Regions from separate parts of the Mus musculus genome. Here region 2 is linked to region 1. The links are chromatin loops, found by intact Hi-C in ENCODE. Cell type or tissue: gastrocnemius. All regions are shown on one strand. Each heading gives the region's core, and the rest is flanking DNA. Links, peaks and the distances in the headings are about the cores only.

What was found. Peaks named below come from ENCODE experiments on the same cell type or tissue, not always from the same donor. Only the 100,000 strongest peaks of a DNase experiment are listed, where the experiment ranks them.
Region 2: it touches region 1 in a loop (2.8-fold over the local background); 2 of 42 quality-filtered maps call a loop at or near these places.

Annotation. Positions count from the first base shown.
Region 1 is chr9:68,717,578-68,733,963 of GRCm38, reverse strand. All of the region lies in intron 1 of Rora (RAR-related orphan receptor alpha), which reads right to left. Among named protein-coding and RNA genes, the nearest start is that of 9530091C08Rik, 40 kb to the left of the region's middle. In gastrocnemius, for the core only: no CTCF peak of the experiment used is centred there; DNase peaks (open chromatin) are centred at 8,942 and 9,179; H3K27ac peaks cover 3,111 bases.
Region 2 is chr9:68,784,044-68,800,429 of GRCm38, reverse strand. The region is part of intron 1 of Rora (RAR-related orphan receptor alpha); the gene reads right to left. Among named protein-coding and RNA genes, the nearest start is that of 9530091C08Rik, 27 kb to the right of the region's middle. In gastrocnemius, for the core only: no CTCF peak of the experiment used is centred there; a DNase peak (open chromatin) is centred at 8,246; H3K27ac peaks cover 635 bases.

The DNA.
Region 1 (16,386 bases), core at 4,475-12,474:
ATTTTGCTGTAGTGGTGTGCACATGTAACCCAACACTGGAGAAGCAGAGAGCAAAGGGTCCCTGTGGCTCACTGGTCAGCAAACGTAGCCCATTTTGCAAGTCCCAGGCTCCATGAAGCACCCTGTTTCAAAAAACAAGGTGGATGGTTCCTGAGGAAGCCTGTGGCAGACCCATGGCCTTCACATGCACACATGTGCACATGCGTCTGAACACACAGGCATTTAAAGAGACACAAAAATAAAGTACATAGTGAAAACCTTTATATATGAAGAGGCGGGGCTAACATTCTCCTGACACTTAATTTTGTATCACATGGACTTAGCTCCTGAAAGCCTCACACAAACCAACAATACAGCTCTATGTAGCAGCAACTCACACTTGATGAAGGCCAGCCCACCATGTTTCTTAGAAGCAAAATAAAACTACGAGAGAGTCACATGGGACATATTGGCTGGCCCGACCTACTTGGTCTTTTCTAACCTTATGAGGCTCTACATTCATTGCCTTTCTCAAAAAGGGGACAAGTAATTTAAAAGGAATTATCGTTGTCGAGCCATCGTCGGCACACAGACGAACACGCGCAGATAATGTGTGCATACAAACAAGACCGGCTCATCAATTCAGTTCGCGTTCCATGACCTCCTTCACCCCTCCCCACGCTAACACAATTACGTTTAACAGCCTCCGTTTAAACCCAAAGCCAAGAGAAAGCATTCCTAATGAAACACAATTTCAAATTAGAGTCAAATCTGTCTCCTAGACCAAAATACACAAAAAATGGCTCTTGCTTATATTTTTAAACTTCATGTGACTTATTTAAAGATTCAAGGTTTTCACTGAAAGGAGGCAGAGATGACTAAACTTCCATTTAGGCTAAACAGTAACTCAGGCAGAATTTGGGCTCATTTGGGTTCTTTTTAATCCTCTTCGCTGCTGCTTATGGAAACTAACATGACCCAGAGAGCCATGTCTCCCTTTGAACATCTGTGTAAAGCCAGTGGACTGACAAAACATTGCTTTTAGTAAAACTGTCATTTCTCTACCTGTAAGTTGACATCTATAATTATCCCTTCACTCTGGCCAACTTCTGTTGCTCTCCTTTTTTATTGTATTAAGGTAAATGGAGGTATGCTGATTGGTGGAGATTTTAATTTTTGAAGAGGAAAAGACTTGAGTTCCTAAGCAATAGAATACAAGGTCAGGACAGTGATCAAGTAGAGTAAATGCTGCTACTCTCTAGCCATTCCCAGCAGGTATCACCTGGAGATACCTCGTGTCTATTTGTAACTTTTTAATATGTGTGTGGTCACACATGCCTTCTTACCTGTGTGTGCACCATGTGAGTGCAGTGCTCACAGAGGCCAGAAGAGGGCACCAGATCCCCTGGAACTGGAGTTACAAATGGTTGTGAAATGCCATGTAGGTGCTGGGAACTGAACCTAGGTCCTCTGCAAGAGCAGCAAGAGCCTTAACCACTGAGCCATCTCTCCAGCCCACATCCTTTTAGTTTAATCCCAGCTGTGGTCTATGATTTCTTTATAATACGTGAAGATAGTTTATGTGATTTGGACACCACATGCCAGACCCTTTTTGCACTCTGTGGTGTCATATAATTCTGATAGGGTGATGTTACCAAATTCCAAGCTGGAAATGGATCACAGTAGACTTGCCAGTGACTGGTGACACTTTGAATTTCATTCTTCCTTTTCTGGACACCATCATATCCACCCACTGAACAAGAATCTGCAGAGATGTGAAGTCATGGGGCTGGAGAGATAGCTCAGTGCTTAAAAAGTAGTAATCCTCCAGTCACTAGGACCAGAGCTCAGACCCAGAACCCATGTAACAAACCAGGGATGCCTACATTTGGTAACTCTTGCTAGTGGGAGGGAGAGACAATATTACCGAGGCTTCTTGGCTTCCAGCTTAGCAGAGATATGAACTCTGTGACTAGGGACAGAGAGACTGCTTCCATAGTGAGGTGAAGAGTGATGCTTGGTACATGATGGCCTCTTCTGTCTTTCATGATGTTTGCACAGCTGCATAAACCCACACATGTGCACATATACACACACTAAGATACACGCATGCACATAACTCATACATACATACATAAATATATACATACATACATACATACATACATTCATACTCTTTCAAAAGATCCAGAGTCTAACATCCACTTTCATGATGAAATGTATCAGGCATTTATTTAAAATCCATCAGTTATTTATTAAATACCCACTGTATGCAGAGTACTCTTAATGAGAGACCAAAACATTGAACAAAACATGGGCTCTGGATTCTGCCCCCTAGTGGTTGGCTCACTGCCAACACATGGCAATCTGAGCATCAGAGCCATCCATCAACAGAACTGGTGAAAACTCCGGAGCTATTTCACTCACCACAGCTCAGCAGCCTCTCTCCTCTCTAATGAAAAATGAAAAGAGAATAAATTGAGGCATTCTACCCTCCTCCCCCACCACCCCTTTCCAAATACCCTGAAGGAGAAGGATAAAGGAGGAATAAAAATAACAGAATATTATGTTATAAACTCATATTTAAGACAAGGTTTGTTATTGTTTCCTCCTGAAATTAACATGTAAAACTCACATTCTCTCACAGCTCCCGAGCAACTACATCAGAGAAAGTGCTGAATCACTGGCCAGCTCCAAGTGACAGAAAGTGTCCAGGAGACAGTGGCAATCAGCCCCAAAGGGGGAAAAACAAAAACAATTGTCCTATTATGCTTCATTCATGCATCAGTCAGTCAGTCAATCAGTCAGTCAGTCGGTCAGTCAACAAGCATTCCTTTCAGCCTCCTTTGTGTTCTGAACAGCACACTCTAGGCGCTGAGGTGCTCAGTAGAAACACAACCGCCTCCTTTTTTTTTTTTATTGACCGTTCATTTATGCAGAAACGCCAACCAAGGAAACAGCTTTATCCACATCTATCTACACATCCATTCAACCAACCTCATAGGTATTTACTAAAGAATTGGTTCATACCAGGTTCTAAGTTCAGCTAGAAGACTGACTTAAGATCCAAGAACTTATAGGGACATAAGCATGCTGTGGCATAATGACAGATGAGGCAGAGGGTTCCCTCTGGTTCTAGAAGAAGATACATGAATATGCCAGCCAGCCAGAGGGAAGGAAGATGTCCTGACAAAGGATGACATCAGAGAAAGAGACACAAGAGACCGAAAACGCTCCTTTCAAAGGGAGGCCTGAATCTCAGGATGCGGCTCCTGATGGAGGATTCCAGAAGGGTGGATAGGTGCTTCCAGAAGCTGGGTCTCGAAGCCATGTCCAGGACTTTCCCATCACCCAGGCGATGTGGTAAGAAACTCATTTCTTATTCAGATATGTTTATACTGTGATTTACCCTTCAGTGATCTCTTTAAGAAATCTGTTATGTGTACATGATGGGTGTTTGTGTATGTGAACACGAGCAAACACCCACCGCAGTGTCTCTTTATAGAGGTCAGGGGACAATCTCAAGCATCCATTCACTTCTCACCTAATTTTGGGGACCAGCACTTCTATTGCTCGCCCCTGAGTATGTCAGGGTATCTGGCTCATGAACTCCATGGGATTTTCCCATCTCTGCTTCCCATCATGCCGCAGGGGTAGGGTCATGGATGCATACTACCATGTATGGCTTTATCCATGTTATAAGAATATGACTCAGGTCTTCGTACTTGCAAAGCTAATGTTTTACCTCAGAGCCGCAGCTCAAGCCCATCCTTCGGTGTTCTGATCTCCCCCAGCCTCCGGGTGAGCAAGATGAACACTGATAATCATTACAGGGAAGGAGACATGGTTGCAACTGGCACAGGCTGACTGGAGCTTGACACACCCAAAAAGACAGCAGTTTCTTCTTCCCGGCTTCTCATCCACAGAGCAGTTGCTCACCCACTAGCAGGGCCAAAGAGAATCAGTGGGTCTGTCAGCTGATAATGGGCTTTATTGCCTTGCTGAGAACCTCAACCTCCAATGAGGAATGACAGGGCACCAGCTCAAAGGTTTGGCTTCATAATTTTTATTCATTGGTTTGCACATGGGAATGGGTGCACTGTACTCTATGAAGTTACCTCCAGCTTGTCAACTCCATGGCCTTTCACTATAGCGACATGTATGAGTATATCCTTGTGCAGTCTGGACTGTGGGTTCTATGCACAGGCTCCCTCTGCAGTTCTTAAGCACCCTCATAAGCACAGTATTATGCAAAGGGAGTTAGTGACACAGAGACCCAGTCTAGAGCAGGGCACAGCCATTATCACTCGGGCTTAATGGCACTTACTGATCCGTTCCCAGGAAACAGATTTTCTAAGAGCAACCCACTTCTTAGTCACTTAGACTTCTTGCCTGCAGTGAGCTCATATGGCCCAGTGGAATGAAGCAAGTGTGTCTGGTTGACTGGTGGATCTCTATGTCACCCAGGCGCTACATATTCCTCAGAGACACCCTCACCTCCTATTCCCATGGTATAATTAACTTGCCCCCACCTTTCTCTTGGCCAAATTCAACTTTCAAAACATCCACAGCTCATCCCAAAGTGCTCTTCCACAAGACACCATTCTAGAGTCCTTGGTAATTCTCCCTTTAATGCATTCTATTTATGTTATGTAAAGAGAGATGATGGGGGAAAGGCTGGCACAAGCAGCACCTCACCAGGTAAGCTGATTCAATACTGATGAACCAAGCCCGCTCAAGACCGCCCATCAGTTACTCATCTTCAAGACAGCTCCTCTGACTCTCAGATCCATACATTTTCTGGGACCCAGGTTTCCCTGGTGGAAACTCAATAGTTAAGACACCATGAGCCGTAGCACCCAATACCAACCAAGATTTTGAACAAGAAGGCTGGGGAGAGTCTTTGCAGCAGAAAGCAATGTTTCTGGGTGATAATAGGTGACCCACCATTTTCAGATGTATCAAGCCCTGTTTGTTTCTAAGAATAGAACAAAATCTACGGGCCTCAATTAACTAAACCTTACCTCATAAATTAAAGGTAGCCATGAAATAAAGCCTCCCTCATGGCCCTACACTCTGAAGTGTTTCTTCAAATGGAAAAAGAATGATGCTGGTGGAGCTGTAAGTGCCTGCCTAGCATCAGAAGCTTTGAGTTTGCTTTCTAGTCCTACATAAACATGGTGTATCGCATGGCGGCAAAGACTTATAACCTTAGGATTTAGAAGACAGAAGCAGGAAGGTCAGAAGTTTGAGATCCTACTAGGCTCCATGAGACTCTGTCGTAGAAAGAGAAATAAAGGAGGGAGAAGGATAGAAGGAGGGAGCGAGGTGGAAGGGAGGGGGGGAGGGAGAGAGAGAGAGAGAGAGAGAGAGAGAGAGAGAGAGAGAGAGAGAACGAACCATAAGGTAGTATTGGGACCAGAGAATCCATTGTATCTGTGCCTCTGAGGGGTGTGTTGTTGTCCTGGATAGGAACGGCCTTGACTATGTCAGCTCTGACATAAAACACATGTTGAGATATGGACATAATAATGGTCCTGCCTCTGGCACTGTGGGAGGGAGATCAGTCTGGACAAGAGGTCTTTCTTTGGGCATATTAGTGATGCATGAGATCTCACTTCTCAATGTCAGAAGAAATATGTCTTCCTTGGGCGTAAGCTTAGCACCAGACAAAGCCAACTCAAGAGAAGGCATGAAAAGTTTCTAAACTGGGAAGCAAAAAAAAAAAAAAAAAAAAAAAAAGAAAAAAGAAAAAAAAAAAAAAGCAGGGGAGGAGGAAAGGAGAGAAAAAGAGAGGAACTCTGACCCTGGTCAGGAGAAGATCTTTGGAAGAATCCTGGGGCTATTGAATAGCAGACACAGCTCATATGGAAACCCCTGGGGAAAAATCTCCCATGTCATGCTTGAGAGCATCATCATTAGCTCTGAAGGGGAAAAATTCACCACTTGATTCAATAATATTAATTCACCCATCACCAGCAGCAACTTGACAAAGAGAAGGATGAGTTTGGAGACATCAGCTGCAGAGAGTCACTGGGCCCAGAGACTGGATTCAGTCACCTCCCAACTGCATTGCCTTCTCTTCTCCAGAAACCTGGTAAAGCAACTCCCTGGCCTTTGGACGAAGCCAGAGCAGGAATGAATGGACCTGGTATGCATATGTATACGTCCCAAGTTCTGCATCCTGGAAAACAGAACTGATGGACAAATAATACTGTGGACCTCTCAGAACGATGCACCAGATGTGGATCCAGCTGCAAATGGTCATACTCCTCCTTCCTGACTGTTCTGGAAGAAACTCGTGCCAGAGAACACAAAACTCCCATGAGATGCTCAAAAGCCAAAGGACCGTCCTTACTCGTCACTGGGTTGTATAGAAGGGAAAACGAGCAGGTGGGGCAGGCAGAGGAGATGCACTAAAGATGTTTAGATGTCTGTTCTTGCCACTCTGAGGATAATTCTAGAGTATTCTGTCTGTTTGCTTTATTGTCTTTTTCAAATGGTCGAACGCTGGGACAGCTGCTTGGAACAGTGAGTTCTCCAAGGGGTTCCTTCTAAGCAGAAAGGCAGAAACAAAAAGAAGCCTCCATCTCCCACCCCAAGGCCAGCACCCCCTACAGTCTATGAGTCAGAAATAGGTCCTGGAAGAGCCAGCTCGGTGGACGCTCATGGCTCCTCTCTATTATCTCCCCCCAGGGACTAGAGAGATGGAGCCAGAGAACGGCCCAGCAGGAGTCTATGGGAGTGAAAAGTGAACTGAAAGCCCAGGATCCTGGGAGGTAAATGCAGTCTGGGAAGGGGGAAAATGTGTAGCTGTGGTATTCTAAAATCCATCATTTGGCCTAGGGGGCCTAGGCTTGGGCCTTGAAGGCCCATTAGATCTGCCTTCTTTTCAACACAGCCCATTTTACGGATAATGTTGAATCTCTTTGTCAAGAGAATGTGCCTGTGGCTTAGAACTAGCCCATGTCAAAGATTTGCTTGTGTGTGTATGTGTACATGTTCGTGTGTGTACATGTATGTGTGTGAGGCCAGAGGTCAGTACCTGGTAACCTTTCGATCACTTCTCCACCGTATTGTTTGGAGAAAGTTTTCTCTGTGAGTTGGAGCTCACTGATTCTGCCGTGGTTAGTATCTGGCCAATGAGCCCAAGGATCCTTCTGCCTCTGCTTCCTGGTGTGGGGATTCCAGGTGTGCTGGCTGGTATGGAACCCATGTTCTCCTGCTTCGGTGGTAAGTATTTTCCCTACGTAGCACCATCTCTGGAGCACCAAAGACTTGATTTTATAAAAGAACGTTCCAGCATGTAAGACAGTACAGTGAAGACTCGGCTTAAGGTTCTTTATTTTCTATGGGGAACAGTGAGAGGGCTGAGGGAGTTCATACGGAGGAGCCTGGGCGGTGTTGTCAGGGCCTCTAGCTCCCTCTAAATCAACCTCACTATCGCATGATCAATGCATTCCAAGGCAGAGCACCATTTATCCTTTTCCAAGCTCCAGAAAACCAAAAGAAAAAAAAATATCCCACATTGTTACATGAGAACAGTAACAGAATTATTAATTAAGTTAGCACCTGACATGTGGAACTCAGTACATATTTGTGGACATAAATAAATGGCCAAATCTGAGTACTTTGGCCAAATGGAAATTGAAGGAAATATAAAAAACACGAGGCAATAAAATTAGCCCCATCTGGCATGAATATAGACAAAGTCATGACACATGCAGGGATGTTAGCCCCAAGATAGCTGTGTGCAGAACATGGCACTCATGGAGCTGTGTGACACTGGGGAGGTATGTTAACCCCTCTGTGCCTTATCTATAAAGGAAAGGTCTTTTTGTTTTAAGTGTCTATTTGTGTAAACGAAGTGGTATAGTAACCTTACAATCAAACGGCAGCATTAACATTTCTAAAAACAATGTTTGTCAGGAAGTGCTGCACAATGTACCTGACTCTCAGGGCATCTCATTCCTGCCTGTAACAGGCCACTGTTTGTTGTTGTTGTTGTTCAATAAGCAAGATGCAAGACACACATGATATCAACAGGCCCTGGGAACAGGCGGGAGACAAATAGGAACCCCAGTGCCTCACCATCTTCTTCACTTATGCACATGTTTTAAAGGCACCTGATGATCTTTGCCTCTCATCTACAGCGACAGGTAATACTGATTGTCAACCTGAGAGGATTTAGGATGCCCTGGAAGACAGACTTCTGAGGGTGCCTGTGGACTAACCAGGGTAGAAAGATTCACCCTGAATGCAGACGGCATCATCCCCTGGCCTGGGGTTCTAGACTGAATGCAAATGATAGTGGATTGAGGAGCAGCCATCACTACTCTCTGTGTCTGGAAGAACAGATGTCTTGTGCTTCTGCCGCCATGACTCCCCAGTCATGGAGGACTGTGAGCCAAATAGAACCCCTCCTTACTTAAGTTGGTTTTCCCACGTATGCTGTCACAGAGATAGGGAAAGTAACTGGCCCCAGCTTGGCTAGTGACTGCCACCCAGCACTAATCAATGGATGAATAAATGTATGCATGGTGGAAGGGATGGACAGGGAACCAACACGCCATCTCTTCCTTACACCAGATCAATAGAAGCCATTGAATGTAGAGCAGCCTCAAAGCTGCTCATCGGGAACTGAAGTGGGTACGTGTTCCCATTCGGAGACAAATCTCAAGGCCTAGAGAGCAAGGAAACCCAGCTCGTTAAGAACTTACCAAATTGCCTTTCTCAAGAGTTTGCCATGACCAGCCTCCCAACTGGAGATGATCGCATATGAGGCTTAGAGACCAAAGCTTTGGCCACAGGGTGTGGGATGAGCAATTCCAGCTGCACAGATGTGATCCCCAGAGTGCCCAGAGTGACAGCCTGGAGTTTTCCATTACTGCAGATGGAGGGCAAAGCCATGTCTTCCTTCCTGATTTGTCCTGTCAGCTGGAGATCGGCCAGAGTATGTCTGCAAGCCCCGCCCCACACTCGCTAGACTTGGAAGCAGGCTGGGCAATCTGCAGTAGTCCTCCTCTGAGGTAACTAATCTTGGCAAAGATATGTTACTGTCCTTTTTATATGATGTTTATTTGGGGTGCTGAGACAGAGACCCACATGTGCCACAACGTGAGTGTGGAAAGAGTCAGTTATCTTTTTTCCACCTGTGGGTCCTAGGAATCCAATTACCAGGCTTGATGCCTCCCAAGGCATCTTGCCAGGCCCTACTGCTACCAGCAGCAGCAGCACGTGTTATTTTTAACCTACCTTATGTCCACATGGCCATGCAGCTCACTACTTTGTGGGTGGTAGTCTGTTTTGATTGAGTAAATAATTCTTGTGAACTTGCTACCGTCCAATCCTCTCCCAGGTCTTCACAAATATCTTCTCTCTGACCCCAGTTTGCTGATGTGGCAAGAAAGAGAGCATGTGGGAGGGCTTTCAAGTCAACCAAAGACTGTGTACTTTGGAGAACAAAGGGATATACTCTATTCTCTAGCATTTGGGGACAGAGGTAGGGATAGAGTAAGGTGGGTGGAACGGGAAAGGACACTCGATACTCACACGTTCACAGTGACCGCTGCAACAGGCTGCCATGGGAAGAACACGGCCCACCACAGGAAGAGCTTTCCTCAGATTCTACCTGAGTCATCTTAGGACCTCACCAAACGGCAGGTGTAGAGTACCATGTATAAATAGACAAAGAGACACAGCTGAGTACAGCTCGATACCTATAAATAGGTAAACCAGGGCCTCTGATTCAGGAACCATCTCTTACCCTTTGTTAATTGGAAAATAACCAGCTCTCACAGATCCTCCCACACAAGAGGAAAAGATGACTTAGCCCACGTCATAGCTCCTTGAATGAAACCCACGCCCACCCCATCCCCCAAGACGCTTCCTAAGAAGGTAGCTCACTTTCCCTCTTCATCCATCTCTCTGGCTTAACATCATCAACCATTAAGCTACCATTTAACCTGGAAGATAAAAACCTCACCCTGAAAATGCTCCTCTCCCTTTCCTCCTCATCACTTACAGCAATCCTGTCTCCCAATCCATCAGGGCCCCTTGTCAAAAGCCAGTGGATATTGCATGCTAATTTCACCCACAAATACCTGATCTGAATTCGAAGTAATTAGCAGATCGGGTAACCTGAGAGATGCTGATCTTTTTTTATAACCACAAAAAAGCTTGTCACGAAAGATATTTTAGTTCAAGAACATTTCCAATCAGGAAACTTCACATCATGTTCCAAAATACCATCCTATCTCGCATTGGTTCATCTAGGCTGTGTGCCCGATGGAGGTAGTGGTGTGTGTTCTTGGGACACTGCTGCATCTGAATGTGCCTGTGTGTGTGTGTGTGTGTGTGTGTTTGTGTGTGTGTGTGTGATGTGACTGACTGTAGAGACAACAAAGCACATACTGAGCACGGGCCACCAGCTTGGGCAGCCATCCATACAGAGGGATCAGCTACTCTTCATAAGGTTTAGTTTCCTACTGTGTTTGAGAAGTGCTTCTTTGATAAGGGATGTGTGAATCTACTGAGAATTTCCATTTTGGAAGAACCTGAAGATGGAGGCACTTAAATGATCTAAGGCACAATTAAAGGAGCTAGGGAAATGACTGCCTTAGTAAAATGTTTGCCATGCAAGCAAGAAGACCTAAGTTCAAGTCCCCAACACCCACATAAAACCTAAGTGTGGGGTCACACATCCAGTGCTGGGGAGATGAAGACAGAAGCATCCCTGGGGCTTGCTGGCTAACAAGCCTGGCCAAATTAGTGAGGGACACTGTCTTATAAAATAAGATGGGTAACAAGATGAAGAAAAGAGCTGACATCAATCTCTGGTCTCTACAGTCAGCCACATCACACACACACACACACACACAAACACACACACACACACACACACACACAAATTACTATACAATTTTAAAAATATAGTGCAATTAAATAGCTTCTAAGGTGAAGATGATTCACACTAGTCCCTTCTCCAATCACCAACTATGTAACCAAGGTTGCTATGTCTATAAAATTGTAATGCTAATTCATGTTCCTATCAAAAGGTTGTTGGAAAGAATAAATGATTGTATATGTATATGTATATGTATGCCCATCAATATCCCACCGAACCACTATGTCACCTACAGATATTACTAACCCAAGAACTGTCAAAAGTTAGCTCAAACAACAAACAGTAATTCAAACGCTATGCAAGCCTGCCTGTAGAGGCCCACTCTGACAAAGCTGTTTCTTGTTCATAGATTCTAGCTTGCCGAGTGTCCAGCATCAGGTGTTAGATGTAAGATGAGAAAGAAGACGACTGACAATGGTACAAGTGCATGTGCCATCCCACGCTTTCCCCATTGTCATCATTTTAACGATGAACTGTGCTCCACAAGGTAAAAATCATATTATTGAACTTTAAGATTCCATAAGTAAATTCCCTTTTCTCAGTATTTCTGAAAAAAAAAATGCAAAGCTCCCTTGGAAAGCAGCATTTTCTAGATGCAGTGTTTGGAAAGACGGTGGCTAAAGGGCCACAGCCAAAAATACGGTGGGACCCTGGTGCTTGCCCTGTTACTACTGCTCAGAACCCCAGAGATGTGGTGATGATACCCATGGTGCTGAGGAGAGAGACTGAGCACACGCCTTTGGAGGAAAAGATGGGGAATTCAGAGGGGGGCAAAGAGAACAGAGCTGACCTAAGCAAGGGCCTTCCATCCATCCCTCCACTCTCCACCTTAGTTTCTGAGACTTGGTCTCTCACTAAACTTGGCACTCACCGATTGACCAGAATGGCAGCTCAGTGAATTCTAAGGATCTGCCCATCTCTAGCACTGAGATCACAGGTACACACTGCCACATCTGGGTGACATGGTACCAAACTGGGTGATGAGGATCTGACTGGTTCTCACGCTTGCATAGTAAGCGAACCACCATACGGCCATCTCTCCACGTCCCTGCCCTGATGCTTCAATTAACAATGTTTAGGAATTAATAGGATTCTAGATCCTGCTTTCTATACCAGACGCCTCCTTTCATGGCAAAACATTCTGAGCGCCCTGAGGTTTTATGGTCTCGAGTTTAGTTATGAAGTAATGAAAGAGCTAACACCTCAAGGGGCCGCTCCAGACATTTTCCAAGGCCTCCTGTCTACAGCCCTTAGGATGTTTGCAACAGGTCTTCTTAATGCCCGCTACTTGCTACTTACAAAACCTGAAATACAGCCCCTGTCACTGGGGAATCTGGCAGAAGACAGAATTGATACATGCTTCCTTTAATAGGGTCAGAAGAGGTCTTCCCCTTTATGTGTCACACACTATGCTCAGCAGAGGAACTCTTCACACACAGGAACCCCACGGACATTGGATGATCAGTCAGTGAATAAATAAATCGGGGTCCATGGCTGCAAGTATCAGTGGAAACCAGCATTGCTAATAAATTCCATCCATGCCCCAGACACTACTGAAATTCTACCTGATATTTTCATTTAACTATCAGTTTATGTGCCTATCTATTTGTGTGCACATGTCTATGTCTCATGGGAGGCGATGGATGCAGAAATCAAAAGGGTAAAAGAAGCCAGAAATGTTAGTATATTAGTAGGTACTGATTGGTCAGGGCTCATAACATCTAGACCTGTGTATCATGGTAAATGTAGAATCTTATGCCTAATCAGAGGCAATGCATCATATCAAAAGCCAGAAATCCCTCCATCTAAGGGCCTTAGAAGATTCTAGAATATATAAAGTTAGGCGAGGCAAGGAAAGAGTACCAACCAATCACCCACAGACATGATTCTAATCTTCAAGTCAAAATAATTCTAGAGGTGTACTTTCTATTTTCGAGGGTAGGGGAAGGATGCTAAGGGAAGAGGCTAGATATTGAGGGCCAGGTGTGTGTGGAAGAGGTGCAGATATTGAACATAGAAGCTGCATAGCTGGGTCAGGGAATCAGGGCTGCTGGTTTTCTCTGGGGCAAAGGTTGCCTGCATAGTTCATCAGGGAGAGTTGATATCCCTGTCTCATCTCAGAGGCATCCTGCATCTTATTGGCCACCACAGCTAACCCCATGAGCCACGTGGGGTATTTCACCTGTCATCTCTTTCTCCCCAGGGGGGATTTTATTTCCATGACTCCTATGGAGAAACTGAGGTTCAGCTGAGATACAATGACTTGCCCAGGATAGTGCAACAGGAAAGTGGGGCGTTAGGGCTATGATTCAAACTAACCCGTGAGTGTTCTCAATCAATGGTGAGGCAGCACAAGACCCCCAGTCAATGCTGGAACACTTTCCTATTGGAGATTTCATCCACTGAGGTCTAAAGGCCAGCCTGGGCAGGATCCATGACCTTTCTCATATCACAAACATATGGAGAAAGCCATCTGAACTATGTGTGAGTTGTTGCTTTCCCTGACACAATGATGAGGTTTCCTAGGCCCTTCAGAGCCACCACTGACATCCATTCTCTTCCTGTATCCTCAACCCCTTAGGGATCAGCATCATGGGATATGGGCACCACTCAGATGGGATAACATGCTACACATCAGATCAACTGGGAGGTTGAGGGTGGAGAGGTCACAGAACTGAAGGGCAAGACAAGTTCCTGTTTTCCTAAATAATCAGCTGTCACTGTCTTGACAAGATTTACACAACACTAAAGAGCATGCCTGACTTAAGGAGGCCCTGCTCAGGGAAAAGGCGAGGAGTGGGTTCTAACTAGGCTATCATGCAGAATGCTATTAAATCCCCACAGGCTTCCATTGTCCTTATGTAAGTCCCATGAGTCTGTACGAATTGGCTCTACCAAGCCTTCCCCTCCAGAGAAGTGAGAGCTACACCTCCTTGTTCCAACTCAGACGTCATGGTTCTTGTTTATTCCAGATCAGTAAAGGCTAGAGGAACAATTCTTTCTGTAGTAGGTCTGTAGATGCAATAGAGTGCCCCTCCATTAAAAGCTAAGGAAATCTAGAAGCATAAAGAATGATGTTTAGAAAATTAGAAGCAATATGGAGATAGAATGGAAATTGACAGCTGGGCTAAGTAACTAGAGAACCCTTTCCAAGAAGCCCCTCTTCCCAAATCCCACGTGCCAATCAACACCAAAGCAAGCCTAGCTATTTACTGCTCACACACGGGAAAATACAACACCCAAGAACATCCACTGCTATTATGTGTCAACTCAAACAAAGAAAACTGGGCTGCCCATGAAGAGCAGAGGGTCCTCGTAAAGACAGATGTGGAACCTTGCCTATGTCATCCCACACTGAACACCCCTACCCAACACCCCAAAATGTCTCCACACCCTCTGAGAATCCGGGTCCTCTCTACTCCTTCTTCTCAAGCTCAAAAAATAAATAATAAATAAATAAATAAACTGCTGTCAATGTGCAATGTGACACTCATGCGTTGTCAGAATAATAGTTCCTATTCCTCTCCCCTTCCTGCCGCTTCTGCCAAGGGAGTAGCTTCCCGTGTCAGTACCATGCCAGGCACTGAGCCGCACAAGGCAGCCTTCCTCGACTCTCAGCCAGGAAAATGCTACCAATTGAAATCTGATTGTGGATGCGGCTCTCACTGTCATCTGTTGGGGTGATTTCTTGCTAGAATGACAGTCCCATCTTCTTCACGGTTCAAAAGTGGCTGTGTGAATCCTTGGTTCCCCTCTGTCTCAGGAGTATTTCAATGGCTTTATAGCGGCTGTGCTTTAATATAGTCCGGTCCTTTATTAAACTCCTTCTTCCATCCTGGGCCTTTACTGCAGACTGATGCCACGAGAGTGGTTTGAAACTTTACCTCAAATAAATACCCATTCAAATTCTAATAGGCAAAACAGGTGAGAGATGTGGAGTCTCCCCCCACCCTGGAGAACCCTGGAGGTTCTCTAAACAGAAAGGAAACAGGGCTATGGAGAGAAGTAGATCTCAGCAAGCAGAAGGTCAGGGTGCATTATCCTGTCAAACCTGGAAGCAACCCGTTCTTTGTCACTGTTCAGGACCAACACTGAAGTTACAGGTAACATTTGCATTAATGTGTTATAAAGATTAATGAGGCATCTGAAGAGATCTCATTGAATCCCACAATTATTCTCTGTAGTTTATAGGTTTTTTTAATTAACTCACAGATAATATATATATATATATGTGTGTGTATATATATATATATATATACACATATGTGTGTGTGTATATATATATATATATATATCCCAGAAAGATTAAGTAACTTCTCTAAGGTTACAGAACCTAAGCAGTAAAACCTTCCCGCAGCCCGAGGCTGTGCTCTGAAACCACTCTCTCTATACACTGAGCTGCCTTCAGTCCTTGAAGGCCTCCGACTGGAATGATGTAAGAATGCGCAGTCTGGCCAGTGGGAGGATGCTCAGTACAGGGAGAAGAAACACAGCAAACAAAGTCAGAAGCTTTTCCTATTTTTAAAATGGGAGCTCTTTGGAAAAACTGTTTACTTATGAGGCCTCTGGGAACCCTGACAAATGGCTACAATCTTCCCCGACAGTGCTCTCGACATGGTAGATGGAAGTTTCCACTGAATAGCTATTACATGTATGTGCACCAGCAAGTCCCTTGGAATAGTAGGATAATTCACTATGTTTATCTTTCTGGTGCTGGTGCTAGTGCTGAAGAAGAGACCAAGATTATGGGCAGAGAGAGATGGGACAGGGGCAAGGATGAGCAGAGAGGAGAAAGGAAAGGAAGAAAAGGGGATGCCAGGAAGGGAGAGGAGGAATGAAGATAAGAACTCAACTTTATGCATCCCTGGTACTTTCCAGAAAAAACTGCATGCCCTGAGGCAGAAGAAATGGCTCATGGGCTAAAAGTGCTTTCAGAAGACCCTAGTTCAGCTCCAAGCACCAGTGTTGGATGGCTCACCACTGATTATAACTCCAGCTCCAGGGACTCTGACACACGTCTGGATTCCTCCCGCACTTACACTCATGTGCAGATTTTTGGCCCTAAGGTATAGTTACAGGAGAACAAATCTAAAACCTAGCTGTACAGGAATGGAATGCATGACCTCAGAGAGATCGCCATGCCCAAAGTCACAGAGCTGCTCAGAGGTGAAGCCAGAGGAAGGGTCTAACCTCGAGACTCCTGTGTATGTCAGTTGTTCTGCCTGTGTGAATGTGTCTGTCTTCGTTCCCAGGGCCTCCTCACCAGCACACATGGCTCTGAAGCCAGCGTGCACCTCTCCTCTTAAGGTCAGCCCTTCCTGGATTTACAAGAGACAGCCACAAAAAAAAAAAAAAAAAAAAAAAAAAAAAAGCCATAGTTGTTGATTCTGTCCGATTGGACACAGTGACAAAAGTAAGTCACAGGATCAGCCACAGCTCTGTTCCAGAAGCAGCCCTTGCAACGCCAATGAGTCAGGCTGCGGAATCAGCTGAAAAGAGAA
Region 2 (16,386 bases), core at 3,650-11,649, 67 kb before region 1:
GCCATTTCAGGCACAGACCTTTGGGGAGCCTTGCTTTGTTTTCTCCTTTCTTTCACTAATAAGGAGTAAGGCCAGGTATCATTTAGGATGAGAGTAAGAGGCAGCTTCCTCCTACAGGAGCCATTCCCTCACAGCCAAGAGGATGGAGAGAGCAAGCAAGAGGCAAAGGCAAGGCATCGTTATGCCACACTGGCCACATAAGCCATTCTCCTCACTTGGGATCTCTGCCAAGCCTCACAGTGAAGGCCAACATCATTTCCTCTCTCGATTCTAGAGTGTTCTGGTCTATTTAGCCTTTGCTTGGTCCTTTGGAATAGCACAAGCCTCCTGTGGACTCCACTAACCATACTTGGACAGTCACTCAGTCACATCATGGAAGAACCTAAGTGTAGACCGCACACAATCCAGATACAATTTCATTGTGTCTCTGGGAAAAGCAAGCTACTGTCTTGCTGAAGTTTCTCTGGAACCTGAGAATAATCAAAAGAGCTGGAGTTGGACTTGCAAGATGGTTCAGTGGGTAAAGGTACTTTGCTGCCAAACTGATGGCCTGACTTGGATCCTTGGGAGCCACAAGGTGGAAGGAGAGAAATGTCTACAGCAAGCGGTCCTCTGCCACATGATTGCCAAGAGCACCCACCACACACAGGAAATAAATTAATGATTAAAAACAAAATATAAGTTGGAGGGATAGCTCAGTGGTTAAGAGTACTCTTACAGAGGACTGGTGTCCAGTTCCCAACACATCCAGTGGCTTGCAACTGATGACTCCACTTGTGTGACTTGTAACTCCAGATGCAGGGGACCCAATACCTTCTTACAGGCTCCATGCACATCTAAACATATACATATGTGTACACACATACACAGATACACTTGCATACATATAAATAAAATAAAAATTAAAGGGATAGTGCTGAGTTATGTGACCTTTATGAGAGGTATATAAACAAGGGGAAATCTCCGCCTCTCTCCCCAGGATGCCCTCAGTCTTCTCAGGAGGTAAGGAGCATCTATGTGTGTGGGGATGTGCATGCACATGCGCCTCCCCCAATTTTCTAAATTCCAAGCCTCCCATTGCCAGTTTGAGATCTCTTGGCAGAACCTTCGAGTGTTCTCAGTAACAGATGCCTGGAGGAGAGGGAGCTATGAGTTCTGAAACAGAGCAATTCACCAAGTCAGCGAGGCAGCTGTTCGGCTCTGTCACTGTGTACACCACTTTACCAAAAGTGTTTAGGAAACAGATCATTCTGGAATCCATACCACCTATTCAAAATGCAGGCCCTTTCTGTTCCACCCATCTTCTTTGATTTTCTCCGTGTTGTTTGTTTTCTGCCACGAGTCTTCACAATCTGTTTATGCTGTGTATGCACGTGCCTGTGCATGTGTGCATGTATGTGTGTATGTTTCCCTCTCCAGACTTAGCTGCATCATCCCCAAGTGACCCAAAATATTAACCTTTAATTCCCATGACCACGTGATAAGAGGTCCACTCTCCCCCCCCCATCCCCCTCTCCTTCCTCCTCCCTCTCCTTCCCCTCCTCCTCCCTCTCCTCTCTTACTAATGAGCTCTTAGGCATTTGCAGAGGAGCCTTTCATTTAAAAGAAGTTCCTTGGGAAGTTGTTGGGACCCCTGGAAAGGCTGTTCAGGGAAAGAGGAAAGACCACCATCACAAGCCTTTCTATGACTCATCAGACTACAGCCTACAAAACTTGGTCCACACTCTACCTTCTTACCAAGTGCTCAGGGGGTACTGTGGCTAGTAGAGAGCTGGCCTGCTAATCAAAGAGCTAATCCCTACCCTCTAGCCAGCAGTCTGATGGTGGGCACACCTTCCATTCTAATTCGTCCTCAATATCCATCATCATTTAAAGAAAATAATGGTTCGGGTGTGTCTAACCTTTTTACATCAAGACATAATGGTGTCATCTGCATGGAATATTTGTAACATCCCCTAGCCTGAAGCAGGCTAAGCCAGACCTTGACCTTGCTGCCACTAAGGAGATTACCTAGGGTGGAGCCTTCCTCTCTAGATCACTCTATTGTTCAGCCACTGCCACTGTTATCCTTCAAGATACTGCTCCCTGCTGGGAGAGGCCACAGAACTATTCTGGAGACTACACCCTATCCTGCCCGGCCTCACCTGCTGCTGGTTCCAGGCTCCAAGGATGGCGGGAATGGGCCTCACCCCTGGAAAAGAGATCTGGTTGGGTGGTGGTGGTGGTGGTGGACTCAAACTGGTTATGTACAATGAAGTGCAGGTCTGGTTAGGACAGATCCCTAGCTCAAATGGGGATTCTGGACCCTCAGTCTGCAGTTTGACTTCAGCTCCTGGAAGTTCCCATTTATTTCTTTTAACATTTTAAAGAGATTTATCCACTTTTATTTTGTTTTATTAGTATTTTGCTTCCATGCATGTTTGTACACCATGTGTATATAATGTGTACACAGGCTAGAAGAAGGCATCAGATCCCTGGACCTGGAGTTGCAGGCAGTTGTGAGCTAACAGGAATGCTGGGAATCAAGCATGAGTTCTCAGGAAGATCAGGTGGTGCTCTGAGCCCTCCTCCAGCCACAACATCCCCATTTCTGAGACGCTTTGTGGTGATGCTCATGCTGCAATGTTGAGTACCACACCAAGAACAACTGACCCAAGGAAGCTATCACCCCATTTGCCCTCTGCTCTGCTCTAATGAGGCAATGAGCCATCCAAACCATTTGATTCTGACCATAGGAAAAAGTCCCACAAAGAGCTACAAGGGTGGTGGAGCTTTGCTCTTCCCTCCCAGATTTTCTCTTATCTCGTCTTCTGAGTCACTTATCTGCTAAGATGAAGGCATAGAAGAGAAGAGTTTGCTTGGCTTAACTTACAGTTGTCAGTAGTTGCTACCCATAGAAGTGCACTTGAAATTACAAGATGGGATCATCTCCGTGTGGCCAAGTAGGGATCAGAAGAAATTCTCTAGGTGTCGTGTGCCCAGGCTGCTAGCCCAGGTCTGGGTTGGTGTCAGTCCCTGGCTCTAGTGCAATATGGATTTGGTAGTCTCTCAGACTGATGAAGGACCATAAAATATTGCTCCACAACAGTCGAAAAGCAGCCCCAGCACTGTAATAGTTACTTTGCTCACAGATCTCTGTAATCTTTTTTCAAACTGCAACACTAGAAACCTTTTTGCCATTTGGAAGCTATCATCCAGCAAATATTTGCAAAATCCGACCTCGGCACACTCTCAGAGTCAAGCAAAACATCAGCCTGAGGATGCAGGACGATGTCTCAAGAGGACCTGTGAGTCTAAACGTTTGCTCTCAGACGCCTGAGGAGTTCAACCCAGTCTGAAATTCTACTTATCTGAGAGCAAAAGCTCATGCCAACCCACAGTCTTAAGCAAGACTTCATAAAGGCAGGGGAAAGGCTCAGTGGAGGACATTCCTGCCACACAAGCAGTGCCAGGTGGAGAGACAGCGCAGTGGTTAAGGGCACTTGCTGATCTTCCAAAGGGCCTGAACCCACTCCAGGTCCAGGGATCCCAATGCCTTCTGATCTCTTCTGGTATCCACAGACATTGCACTCATGCAAACATACACAGTGAAAATCATCAAACTTAAAACAATACCAATAGCAATAGTAATAACTCTTTTAAAAAATAATGTGAAAACCAACGTTGATCTTTGGCGTCCACACGCACAGGCACACATACACGCAAACCCACAAGCACATGTGCACACTCCCATACAAGCATGCGCAAACACCACACACAAGCTGTATGAAAGGAACTCAATGAAACACACTACAAGACTGATGTCTCTCAGCCCCATTCCCTCTGAACACTTACACTCTGTCAAATCCCTATGACTGGAGCGCTCTATGCATTGGACGAACTAAAAGCAAGCAAACGTTAAGCAGGCTTATGCTAGACTAAAGACTACAATTTATATTAACTTAAAATTGGTGTTTTGCAACTTTGGATATTGTCAACTGGAATGAGATGCGGGTTCATTCCTAAAAGTTCTAAAGTCTTCCTAAATTTCCCAATAACTGGACATATCTGCATGTGTTTGAGGCAAGGTTCAACAAATAATATCATGCTGCCTATTTTTATAAATAAAATTTTATTTCAATGAAGCCATGAAATTTGCTTCATTTGCTTATAGATTGCCTACACTGTTTTCTCTCTACAATGATGGTAGTCAGTAATTGCTATGGAAATTACATAAGTCGCAAAGCCTAAAGAATTGACTCTCCAGCCCAGAAAAACTTCATAAAACCAACTTGAATAATCGAAAAGAAATATCAGAGATTTAAACCTTGACAATGTGACATATTAATCACAAACTCCAAACAACTAACATAAAAATGAATTCACAAACTTGCTGGCCCCAAGCCCTGCCCACCAGTGTCAAAATACATTCTTTTCCCCCAGGCTCTTGGTGGGGTCTTCAGACATAAAACAATGAATGCTTTGCCATTTGCGCAGCTGCTTCACAGACTTTTGAGGGGCCTATTTCATCTAAAAGCTACAATCAATTTAAGTACTGGAAATTTATACATAGCCTGCATCCACTAAGAAGTAAGAGGGAAGCCCCCAGTAATCATGAATTCCTGCATACAATTTGAGTCACATAAAAACAACATATGAGGAAAGGGAGGAATGGGATCTTTAGGAGCCATAAGTCTGCAGCTGGCAGATAAAATGGCATCCCAGATAATCACATTCAATTGTCACTAATGTTAATATATGTCGGCAACAGTGGAGGGCCGCGCACCAGAGGTTAGCTTTACTGCCCATGTGCAGATGTTTGCAGTTCTGCATCTCTGCCATAACCCCATGGGGCCGCATTTTCATGGGCTCCGCATGAATTTATGGCCAGGGAGCCATAAATGTTACAGTTCCTCAGACCTTGTGGCTTGTGGAGATTGTCACGGTGCTTGTAAAGTAGAGAGGCGCAGATGTCTTCTGTTAGCAAGCCGTTTCTAGGCCAGCTCGGGGGTTCCAGACCGTACCGGCTTCTGAAGCACCGGTTATCCATCCCATCAATGCCACTCTGGTCTACAGTCCCACCGTTGACTTCCTTACAGCACTCCTAACTATGTTTATCTCTCTGTGTGTACATGTGCTGATCATGCGAGTTGGTTATGCAAGAAAGAAGAAAGCCACATGAGCGAGAAACCAAACAGCTTGTTCCAGAAGGTGCCTGAAGTTTCGTGTTGGGGAAGCACAAAGTGGCAGGGCCAGGGGAGCAGACTGTGCAGTATGGAAAGAACACAGGCTTGGGAGAAAGGCAGATCTTGGTTAAAGTCTGGTTCTATCATCTACCAGAAGTGGGACTTTAGAAATCTGCCAAGTCCCCACAAAGTTCTGGTCCCCATTAGTAAAGTGTGCCTTGGAGGGTCAACATGATGACAGAGTCGGGGCATGACAGGGGTGGGAACCAGCAACAACACTGGTAAAGTCCGTACTAGAGAAAAGTGGCTTGTTGTTGCTGTTGTTGTTATTTGAGAATTCTCTCTATAGCTCCTTCCACGGGCACTGAATGGCTCATTTATGTCATTATGAGATTTCAAGGCACAGCACAACCTTTCCAACCTCACTTCTGTGTCACCATCAGGCAGGTGAAGCGGGGACAAGCACAGCTGACTCTGCTCCACTGAGAGAGCCACCAGGATGGTTCCTCCCCAGGCTCCTCAACACACACAAGCTCTGTTCACCTCACCTGCCCTCAACAGGTGAGGCAGGGGCACACTTTCCCTGGGAGGGAAGCGAAGCCCACTTGTGTCACACTGAGAACCACACAGCAGATGCCGAACCTCCTTCAAGAAATGTGAGTCAGTGTTGCAAACAGCAGAAGGAAGACGCCGAGAATGTTTTGCTCTTGGAGGCGCCCCTGCTTTCTCTAGGATGGAATGAATGCTCCTAAGGACTATGGACTATGCATAAACTGACCCCCGAGTCTGCGAAATGATCTCCAGATCTGCCCTCTTTCCAGATGAGAGAAAATCACACACACACACACACACACACACACACACAATGCACACTTGCATGCATATCCGTGTGTGTATGTAAACACACATACACACAGAGGAAAGGGAAACTTCACATCTACAAGTGGACAATCTGACACAAAGTTAAAGTCGTCTCTCTGCGGCATGTATTCACAGGTCATCCTTGGGGTCCTCTGCTGAAATGTTTCCATACAATAGCCTATGGAGCCCCCAAAATATGTAATGAAAAATCTCAATGAAAGGTTGTCATTGGCCAAGAGATTCTCCCTGAAATGTTTCAAAGACCTTTCTTTGTGGTAGAGGGCAGATCCATCGAGAGCCAAACACATAACTGCAAGCTCGAGATTATGGATTGCATGGCTAGCTTATCTCTGCAGTCCATCCTCCAAAGATAGGCAGGGTGCTGGGGAATCTCGGTTACATGTTGATGGAGAACATAGCTTTCCAAAGGAGAGTGGCAAAAGGTTCCCTGTCACCATACCAATGATCATTCGGGTACAAATACATGTGCCATGCAATGGCAAACTTTAGTCACATGGCTTGGTGGCTGGAATTTACTCCACTCCAAAGCCCCATGTCTAAGTATCAGAGCATCAGGGAGGCTGGCCCCATCCTCTTCTCCACTGGACTTCTTTCCATTGAAAGGCTGACGCCTCCTTGACCTTCAGGAGGAAACAGAAGGCTATTGAGGGTTTTGCTCTGAAATGAGGGAAGAGGGAGAGAGCTTAACTAGGAAGTCTACCTTGGTTAGTGGCTCACTCCTTCATCTTGATGAAGTACGCCAAACAAAGAACTTTATATTTTTCTTTGGGGGAACAGGTAAGCAGGTGCATGTGTGCATGTAGGTACACATATACATGCACACGCACATACACATACATAGGTGCTTGTATGTGTGCAGAGGCCAGAGGTCAGCTTGCTTGTCTTTCTCAGTCACTATCCACTAGCTACCTTTAAAACAGTCTTTCACTGAACCTGGAACTCACAGATTAGGCAAGACTGCCCGGCCATTGAGCCCCAGGGATGCCCCTGTTTCTGCCTCCCCAGTGCTGGGCTTACAAGTGGCTCGCCCATCTTATTGATGTGTGTGCTCACACTTGCATGGCCAGTACTTTATTGCCTGAGTCATCTCTCCATCCCTGGGCCCTCATATTTTCCAACTTCTTCTTGAAGGCATTGGGACAGACTAAAGGGTCCCAGGGCTTCCTTTTCTCTTCAGGTTTGTTCAGTAGAACTAAACAAAAGTAACACAGTTGCTAATCTGGTGTCCTTTGAGGAATCTTAAAATACATCCCAGATTGCAAGGTAGTCTTGAAAAATCCTACTAGTTGGTGATTTTTGGATCAAGGACTGAAAGCTGGAAAACAAACAAACAAAACAAAACAATTGACTTACTGTGTAACGAGAAAATGTGTGGCCACTGGCTCATTATCATCTGCATAAACCAAGCTGTTCTACAAGTCAGCAGTAGGTTAGGTAATTTTGGGCTGGGGCTGAACGGGTCACAGGTCTTAACCTCTCATTGGACAAGGTTATAGCAGCTGTAACCTTGTGTGCTGAAGAGATGTCTGGGCTCTAGATAAAGCAGGGGAGAACACAGTTAGTTGCTGACAGTCTCAGGTCACAATCCACCACAGCTGCCACTGATGTCACCTCATCCTTGCTTGATACCTTTCCTATTTAAAGCCCATACCTCTATCCACAGTCATCTGTGAGTTCAAGAAGAACAAGAAGGCCCCGTGATTATCTCCCTGTCCCTGCCATACCTAAAACCACCAGCTTACACTTACGCTGCCTTTCCTTCTGTAAACTTACAAGGTAACATCTGCTTCAGAGGCAGATGTTTGCCCCAGAATGTTCGCTCGATCGCTCGTTCGCTCTTCTGCTCATTGATGCTTTTCTGGTTAACATCTAACTATCCTACTCATTAGTTCTTAATAATACTTTTTGCATCCAAGCCATGCCAAAGATGCTCTCTTCAGCGCTCTGCCATTATTGTCGCTTCTGGTGCTGTTGAATTAGCGCTGCTGAATAAAGGGAAAGTAAAAATAAGCCCCTCGAAAGAAGGCCGCTGCGCTGCGTGTAACAGCTCTGTCTTTGCAAACTGAAACAAGCTGAAATCAATTAAAAGTGTGTGTTGAGAGAATGCTTCTCAGCTGCCTAATTGTGCCACCTCTGCTTCGGGGCCAAAGTTTGACTCTCTGCCAAATTGCCATCAAAAACGGGCGGCCAGCAGTCACTGCTGCACCGCAACTGCGGGAGCCGGACTAATGAAAGAAGCCCGGTGCATTCTGGGGCCAGGTGCACAAAGACTCCACTTCCCAGAAGCACTCCTCCACTGTATGGCTCTACCAACAGACTCGAGGGTCCTCAGTGATAAGGGCATTATGACAGCGGGATATCTTATCCCACCTGGGGTGTCTTCAGTCTGACTACTTTAACAGATTACCTAGTTCTGCAGAGCCACAGAACTATGTCTGAAACCCTCTCAAAAACTACTTTTTAAGATTTATTTTTGTTTATGTGTAGGTGTGACCATGTGAGTTCGGATGCCTATGAAGGTCAGAAGAGGGCATTAGGTCTCCTGGAGTTCAGGTGGTTGTGAGGCACCCCAACTTGGGTGCTGGAGGAGCCCCACTTTTAACCACTGACTTGTCTCTTTGACCCCTGAACACTAGTTTTGAAAATAACTCTAACTTTAATGTCTTAAGAGGCCAATGCCACTGTCAAAACAGTTGAAGAAACCAAAATATAAACAAAACTAAAGCTGATTTATCTGATAAGAAAAGCATATATATTCTTCAAGGAACATGGGCCAGCACAATGTACTGTTTGGAGATCAGGAGAAAGGATTCTTAATAAATCATCAATGATGATTTCCATGGATACAACAAAGATATAGTCACCATATTGTTTACCTTTATGTGACCATCCCCTATAGAAAAAAAGCTAATTATAAGAATCATGGTCATTAGCAAATATAAGACTCGCTTATGAGGCTTAGGACATTGTCAAATATGAAAAAAAAAAGGAACTTATGTCAAACCCAGAAAATGTTCAGAGTGTGGAATTCTCTGTGCCCTGCATTTCTGAGACCCCATGAATTCCCATGCAACCCTAGAGCATGTTCTTATACTTTTTATAGAAGGTTCCTCCTTTCAGCCTAAGCAGCTGTCTTTCAGCAAAGATTACTTGGCAAACACTGCTTGATCAAGTATAAATCAGATACGCTCCTCTGAAATCTAAACCTACAAAGACTATGTCCCATAACACTCCATAAAAATGAAACACAGAAACACTACATTATTGCTGCCAAAAGCAATAGAGAAACTATGAATGAAAACGATTGCTGGGCGTGTCTTCTATGAGATTTCATGTAAACAACCTCCCCTATTATCTGACTCTCTACCATCGGATAGGCTTACATGTTGCAAATTGAAATGAGGATCACTTGTGAGGAAATTAAAATGTTATAAACTGCCCTGGGTGTTGTTGGCACTGCTAAAAAAAAAAAAAATGTTGAGGACTAACCACAATCAAAACCTCATTCCTCTTCAGTCAACAGATTCCATCTGACGCTTAGAAGCAGGGTGCCAAGAGAATCGGTGAGGAGAATGGCAGCTCTTATGGGCTCCCCTCTTTAAATGAACCCTGAGGAGTCCAGGGTAGTGCATGGGTAAATCACACAACATTCTCTCTCCCAGACTTCTTATTCACACCCTGACCTCTGACACACTTTCCTGTCCCTGCCTGTGTCTGCCCTCAGCAATCCGCATCATGATCCTGGCATTCTCCTATGCTCCTGAGTTACTCTAGTCGGACTGGCTGACCCCTCGTATTTCACGTGACTAAGGTCACAATACTCAGTTTCCCCCAAAGGGTGAAGAGAGCAAACACAGAAAAACAGCACTCTCTTCCGTCTTTGGGGTTTTTCTTAAAACTCAAGGAGACACAATACCTTTCCTGTGACTGTGTTCCCTTCCACATGATGGGTCAGGGGCCACAGACACCATCTTGGATTCAGAGCACCAGCACTTCTCAAGGGAACCAGCCAGAAAAGTGATAAATAGCCAGGTCAAGGCCCCAGAATGTCATCTCCTAGGCCTAAAGAAGCAGGTAACTGAGCCGCTGGGAGCTGGTTACTATCTTGAGAGGTTGCCAGGCATAGCAGGTAGATGCTGAAGCAATTTAGTAATTGTGATAGCAATGTGTTTACCAAAAGCAAGCTTGACAAGCAATTTATTAAGACAATTTGAACACCTTTTTTAAAGCCTCATATCATAGAATGGAAGAGCCTTCAGTAACATACCCTAATAATTTTAAAGACTTATTTTTATGCATGTGTATGTTTGCCACATGCATGTGGGTCCCCACAGGGTCCAAAAGAGGGTGTCAGATGTCCTGGAGTTGGACTTATGAAGGATCGTTAGCCACACAAGGTAGGCTCTCGTCACTGAACTCAGGTTATCTGGAGGAGCAGCAAAGACTCCTATGCACTGAGCCATCCTCTCCCGGTACCAATTATTTTAAGTGAAGCTGTATATAAGACAGCAATACAAAGACTGCATTGTAAAAGAGATCACATTAAATATGGCCAATGGCCACCTATATAAAGATACTTTGTAAACATCAACCCAGATTGAAGGATTGGCTGGGTGACAAATTCAAGCCCCAATTTCACAAAGAAGGGCATAAAACAGATGGAACAAATGCTAGTCAAGTATACAAAAATTTAAAGCTCATCACCTAGATTTTAAACACTTTTCTTTTAAATGGCAAATTCCTGTCTTTAAGCAAATCTTGTATGGTATCCTAAAGGCAAAACAGCTAACACAGAAACATGCATGTCTGAGATCAGAGAAGCAAGGCTGAGCCCCACCCCCACCCTCGCCTCTGAATGAAGCTCACAGGTGTCCTCAACAAGGTCCCATGAGCCTTGGGATACATACTAGTTTCCAAAAGTCAGAAAAACCACCAGTCTGGCCCATCCTTCCCATTGAATACTTGGGCCTCAGAATCATAAAATACATACCGAAGGATTAGGATCATTGCTTGTGCTAGCTTGTGTGTGTGTGCAAGTGTGTGCATGCACGTGTGAGTATGCATATGTCTAGAGCTTGATGCATGGTGTTTTTCCCTATTGTTCTCTATTTTTAAACCTGAATCACCCACTGAATTTAAACCTCATAATCAGCAGGACTGACTGGCCAGTGATCTCCAGGGACCTACCTGTCTCTGCATTCCCAGGGTCGGATTCAGAGATAGAGGACACAGCACAGGCTCTTTGTAGTAGCTGAGAATTCTCAACTCAGGCCCCCATGCTTGTGCAGCAAGCACATTATTGGCTTGAGTCATCTCCCAAGCAACCTCCCGGTGTTGTGTCTATTAGAACCACCAAGAGATGTAGGACGGATGGTGATAGCTTAAGGACCACAGGGGGAAACGTCCACATTTGTTCAGAAGTCAGAGGAGGAAGACCAGTAAGAGCTTGGCTCTTCCTGGGAATGATTGAGCTGAGGTTTCTCACATCAGGCAAATGAGGTCCTGTGGGGTCAGCAGCCTTCCAGGGCCCATTCTCCTATGGGACAGGCTATAGCAGAGCAATAAGGGATGACTCTCAGAAGGCTTTCTGTGGCTCTGAGGAATGGCTATGTATACCAGTGTCCCTTATGGAGATTCATACCCACTTGGGAGAACTTGCCCTTGGTTATATTCCATATTGGGTGCTTTAGTATAAGTATACATGCCAATGTGGCACAGGGTAAATCCAAGGACATTTTGTTCTTTACCAGAGACTGACAAGCTCATTTGATGGCAACAACTCACAGTCCACAAGAAAATGCTGAGTCTTTCTTATAGGCATAGTGAAATTTCGGCAAAGAGAGCCAAACAGTGCTGGCAGCTATTTTAGACTTGCATATTTTAATACTGTGCATCTATTTTTTCTTTACAAAATAGATTAAATTTTCTGTCCCAACAATGTCCTTGTGAGAAAGGTTATGACCCCCATAGTCCAGAGATAGGGAAACTCAACCTTGGGTAGAGGGAAGGCCATCTGCATTGTACTCAGCCAAAGAGCTTGTACAATCATAAAAAAAAAAACCACAGCCTCTAGTATGCACAGTCATTATAGTCAGGTCTTGGCCCATCCCAGTAGAATAAATGTAGGATAAATGTACATTGGGGACATATGACACACAGGCTTACCTGAGGAACTTAATCCATGACTGACTTAAATTTCCAGAACTTACTTCTTGGTCTGTGGTTTCCTCTCTAAGTGTATAGTAATTGAACAAGCATGTTACAGGAGAATTCACCCAACACATGTTCTTGCAAAGCCTTCTCCACAAAATAAAACTTAAGAATAAAACTTAAATCTACCCTATCTAAACAGTCTTCCCCATTTTTTCCTGTTTCCCCTTTCCTTCATTTTCTTTTCCCTTTGGAATGGAGTTTGAGCTGTGAGGCAGACACCCTTGGGGAAAGTCCTGTCTGTTTATGTACAGAGTCCACAAAAGATAGCCAGCCATGTAGAGGTGGCCCAGGGCAGGGCTTGGGTGACGGCAAGAACAAGGTTAGCCTGAGTACCTGGTTCCTAGAACTGTGGCTCTGTGCTAAGCCCTTGCCAACTCCCTGATGAGACTGGCCTATGAGCGAGACCTCTTTGAAATAGCAGGGAGCTATTTTCTAAATCAGCTCATTAGGACTTGGATTTGAATATGCAGCAGATTCCCACAGTCACACTAAATGCAGTGGAATATGAAGTTCCTGAAGTACACGAAGCACTTTCTCACAACCTCAAACAGTACAGGGACTTGTCTTCCATGACCCGTGGTGCTAAACTGTTGCTTCTTTGATCTTGCCTTCTACCAACATCCTATATCCAAGCCACACTACACATGATTCTTTTCTTTGTCCCGGAATGTCTGTCTCTAGATGGCCCTTCAAACTTAAAGCCTAGCCCTGCCTTGGCAGAGCTCTCCCCAGTATGCTAGGAAGCCATGATGCTTTGTAGGTTCTTCTAGGCCAGCTCTCACTCAGTGCAGGTCATTATTTGTGTCGAGCCAGGCCCTCCCCTCCTGGGCAGCGACTGATACCTAATTGATTTTCAGATCACCAAGAAAGTGAAATGCAGGCATGCTGTGGTCAAAACCTCATGTTTAAAAGGAGAGACTGATCTATTATTTTGATCCTGGAAAGCGGATTGGGAAGAGTGGTAGGTGATCAGGCAAAGAGGACAAGCCTATACTTGCCAAGTAGCTAGAAGCTGGAAGTGATCACAGCCGCCCTCTGTAGAGGAATGAGGAGTTACCAAGCTTATGTCAGGGACAACTATTCACTCACGAGTAAAATGAAGATTTGCTTCAGACAAATGAGTCACCAGGTCAGAAGTATTCCCGACAAACAACAAAGGGAGGGGCGCTGGTAACTATTATCTCTAAATAGAAGGTAACACTGGAAACATAATTTATCATTTCAAGGATTTTTTTTCTTATTCATTTTGTGAAGTGCTCAAGTTTTTGAAATTCAGAATGGATTAATATGCGGTCCCTTCTGCTGGAATGTGACCCTAAGTATTGCCAGGTTGCATAACCACCTCCAGTTAGGATTCTTGGCCAAGCTAACTCAGTGATGTATAGTGGACCCAGACAGTTCCCTGAAAAGCAAAGACAAACACTGAAAGCACTCTGTGAATGCACAAGACACACTTCCCTTGTGCTCTGAGATTGGCTTCTTTGGTCCAACACTTTCTGTTGTAATATTTTTTATTTAATAAATCCTAGCAGCGGGTTCACTACCCGCCTCAATGATTTAGGTTCCTGAACGAAACACACACAGCCTTTACATTTTGATATGACTTAAACAGCTCAATAGCTGGGCCAAGGACTAGAACTCAGCTCCCCAGCCTCACAGACTGGACCCAGGCAAGAATTGCTTTTCCCCCTTGACACTAAACAGGAACATGAGGGGGTAATCTGAGCAAAACTTTGCCCTACAGACGGGATACACTATGCATGTTTTGACAAACACTATTTGTTTTTGTTTTTCTTAGCTCGGAGCAAGTTTAACTGCTCTTGATCACTATTATCGGACTGCCTGAGCCTTTCAAATACTAAGTACTATTTGAGAGCAATTGTTACTTTAACCGTGAATTAAGATCATAAGTCTTTTGTTTAAAATGTGATTGTGTGTTCGGCTGAGCCCTTCCAAAGGTTCCAGCCTTAATTCCCTTGCAGGCAACTGATGCTTCGCTGAAATTTTTCATTTGCAAATTAGGTTCATTTATGGCAGAAAATGAAAAGTCATGATCAGACAGACCCAGAAATGGGGCCATCCTTTACCTAGAAGGAGCAATTAGCTGAACTATCTGTGGGGAGATTTTATCATTCGTGTATTGTCAATATTACAGAGTATCAAAGAATCCCCCTGAAAAAACACAAGAACACAGCCATTCAAGTGCATCCTGGTGAACTCCTCACTGCAGAGATAGTGTCGTGGGTGTGGCCAGAGAGAGGCAAGCGCCCTCGCTGCTAGCCATCAGGCCCGGATAACTGTGATGGGTTTCCTCTGGTGTTTCTTCTGCTGGAAGGAGAAAGGTCCCAAGCCCTGGCAGTCAGCAAGCACTGCTCCGGCCACACATCCTGGTTTCCAAAACAAACATGTCTTGCCCTAAGACATGGGCCACAAAGAGGTGACTGATATCCCTAAGCTCCTGTCCTGTAGTGTGTGACAAAGGGCACAGGTGCATCTGGAGCTGAGTGACATTTTCCCTGATGTTGCTCCTGAGGCCTTATGGTAGTAAACCAAACCATCATGGCCTGGTCTGCAAGAAACAGTCAACCCCACTGGAGCGTGCAGAGACCACAGGTTTACCTCGGATCTCAGCAGTGTGGAGATTCTGCTCCATGGATGCCTGCTCCTTTCTCGCTGCTGCTTTGCCATGGCCACAGTTGTCTGGTAAGTTGTTCTCATCCTTTTTGAAAGCAGCAGGACACCTGGCTGTGAAGGGCTTGAGCAAGCTGCAAGGATGAGGGCCCTTCCAAAACACTTGTTGACAAAGCCAGTGAGGACAAGGAGAAGGCTGGGGAGATGGCCCTGCTCCCTCTGTATCAGGTGGCTCGAGAACATGACAAGGTGGATAGCAGAAGCAGCGCTGATAGTGACACTTCACTGCTGACCTGGGTCCCTGCATCACCACACCACACAGCAAGCAGCTGCAGGCCAGGCATCCTGAGCCTCTCTTGACTCTAATTTTATCATTAATAATCACCATCCTGCCCTCCAGCTGTTGAGGAACTTGCCATCTAAGAGCACCAGATTTACTATCCACATAGGAGCCAGGCCTGCTAATTCCCAACTGGGCAACTCTGACAGGGAACAAGTCCCAAGGCAGTAGGCTGGCAGTGTGGTAATTAACCAGACTGAAAGTTCTACCCAGGTGTGGCCTTTACTGGGGTCCCCAGATACCTGGAAGGCATCTATCAAATAACAGGCACTCGTTAAACATTTGTTGAACTCTCTACAAAAGGAAATGAACCTGGAATGACAGGTCTCCTGTTGACAAGACCATACCCACATAGATTCCATACGTGGTTCCTATTCACAATTTCCCAGGGTATGGTTTGAGTTATTTTTTGTATCATCGACCTATAGATGTAGTTGCCCCTGGAGATGTCTTCCAAGTTCTCACCTATAGGGCAATCTATATTTGCTCCCCACTGAAGAACCTGGTGAGACACTAAAGGGGACACCAGCTTTCTTGAACTGTTTAGTTCTTTCATTCACCATGTTTATTTTCTTCCCTAAACAAATCAGGAAAGGCATGGGGAGAATGTAAAGAGAGGTTCATGGTAAGGCTAACACTGCTGATCAAATATATGTAAAACATTATCACCGGCTTACTTCAAAAGTCACATAGAGGGGACATAACTTGGCTTGGTGGGTATGAGAGTGTCTTCACAAGGAGAACATGAGTTCAAATCCATGGCACCCAGGTAAAAAGCCAGGCATGAACCCTGTAATTCCAGGGCTTAGGGAGGGGGCCGAGATGGAAGGGGAGCTGGGACTAGCTACCTTCTGATCTAGCTCCAGGTTCAGTGAGAGACTCTGTCCCAAAGAGACAAAGTGTGGTAAAGCAGACAGCCAATATCTTCCTCTGACCCAGAATGCACACATAGGCATGTGTACCCACACACATGCACTTGTGTAAATTACATACATACATACATACAGAAAGACAGACAGAAAGACACACACACACAACCATACAACGATAAAAAACCAAAAGACTTTCTTCAACACCTTGTACGATGTTCAGTTTTTAGTGAATTGATTCCATTTTTGGTGGTAAGTTCCCCGGGAAACACTCCTTTTTAAACCT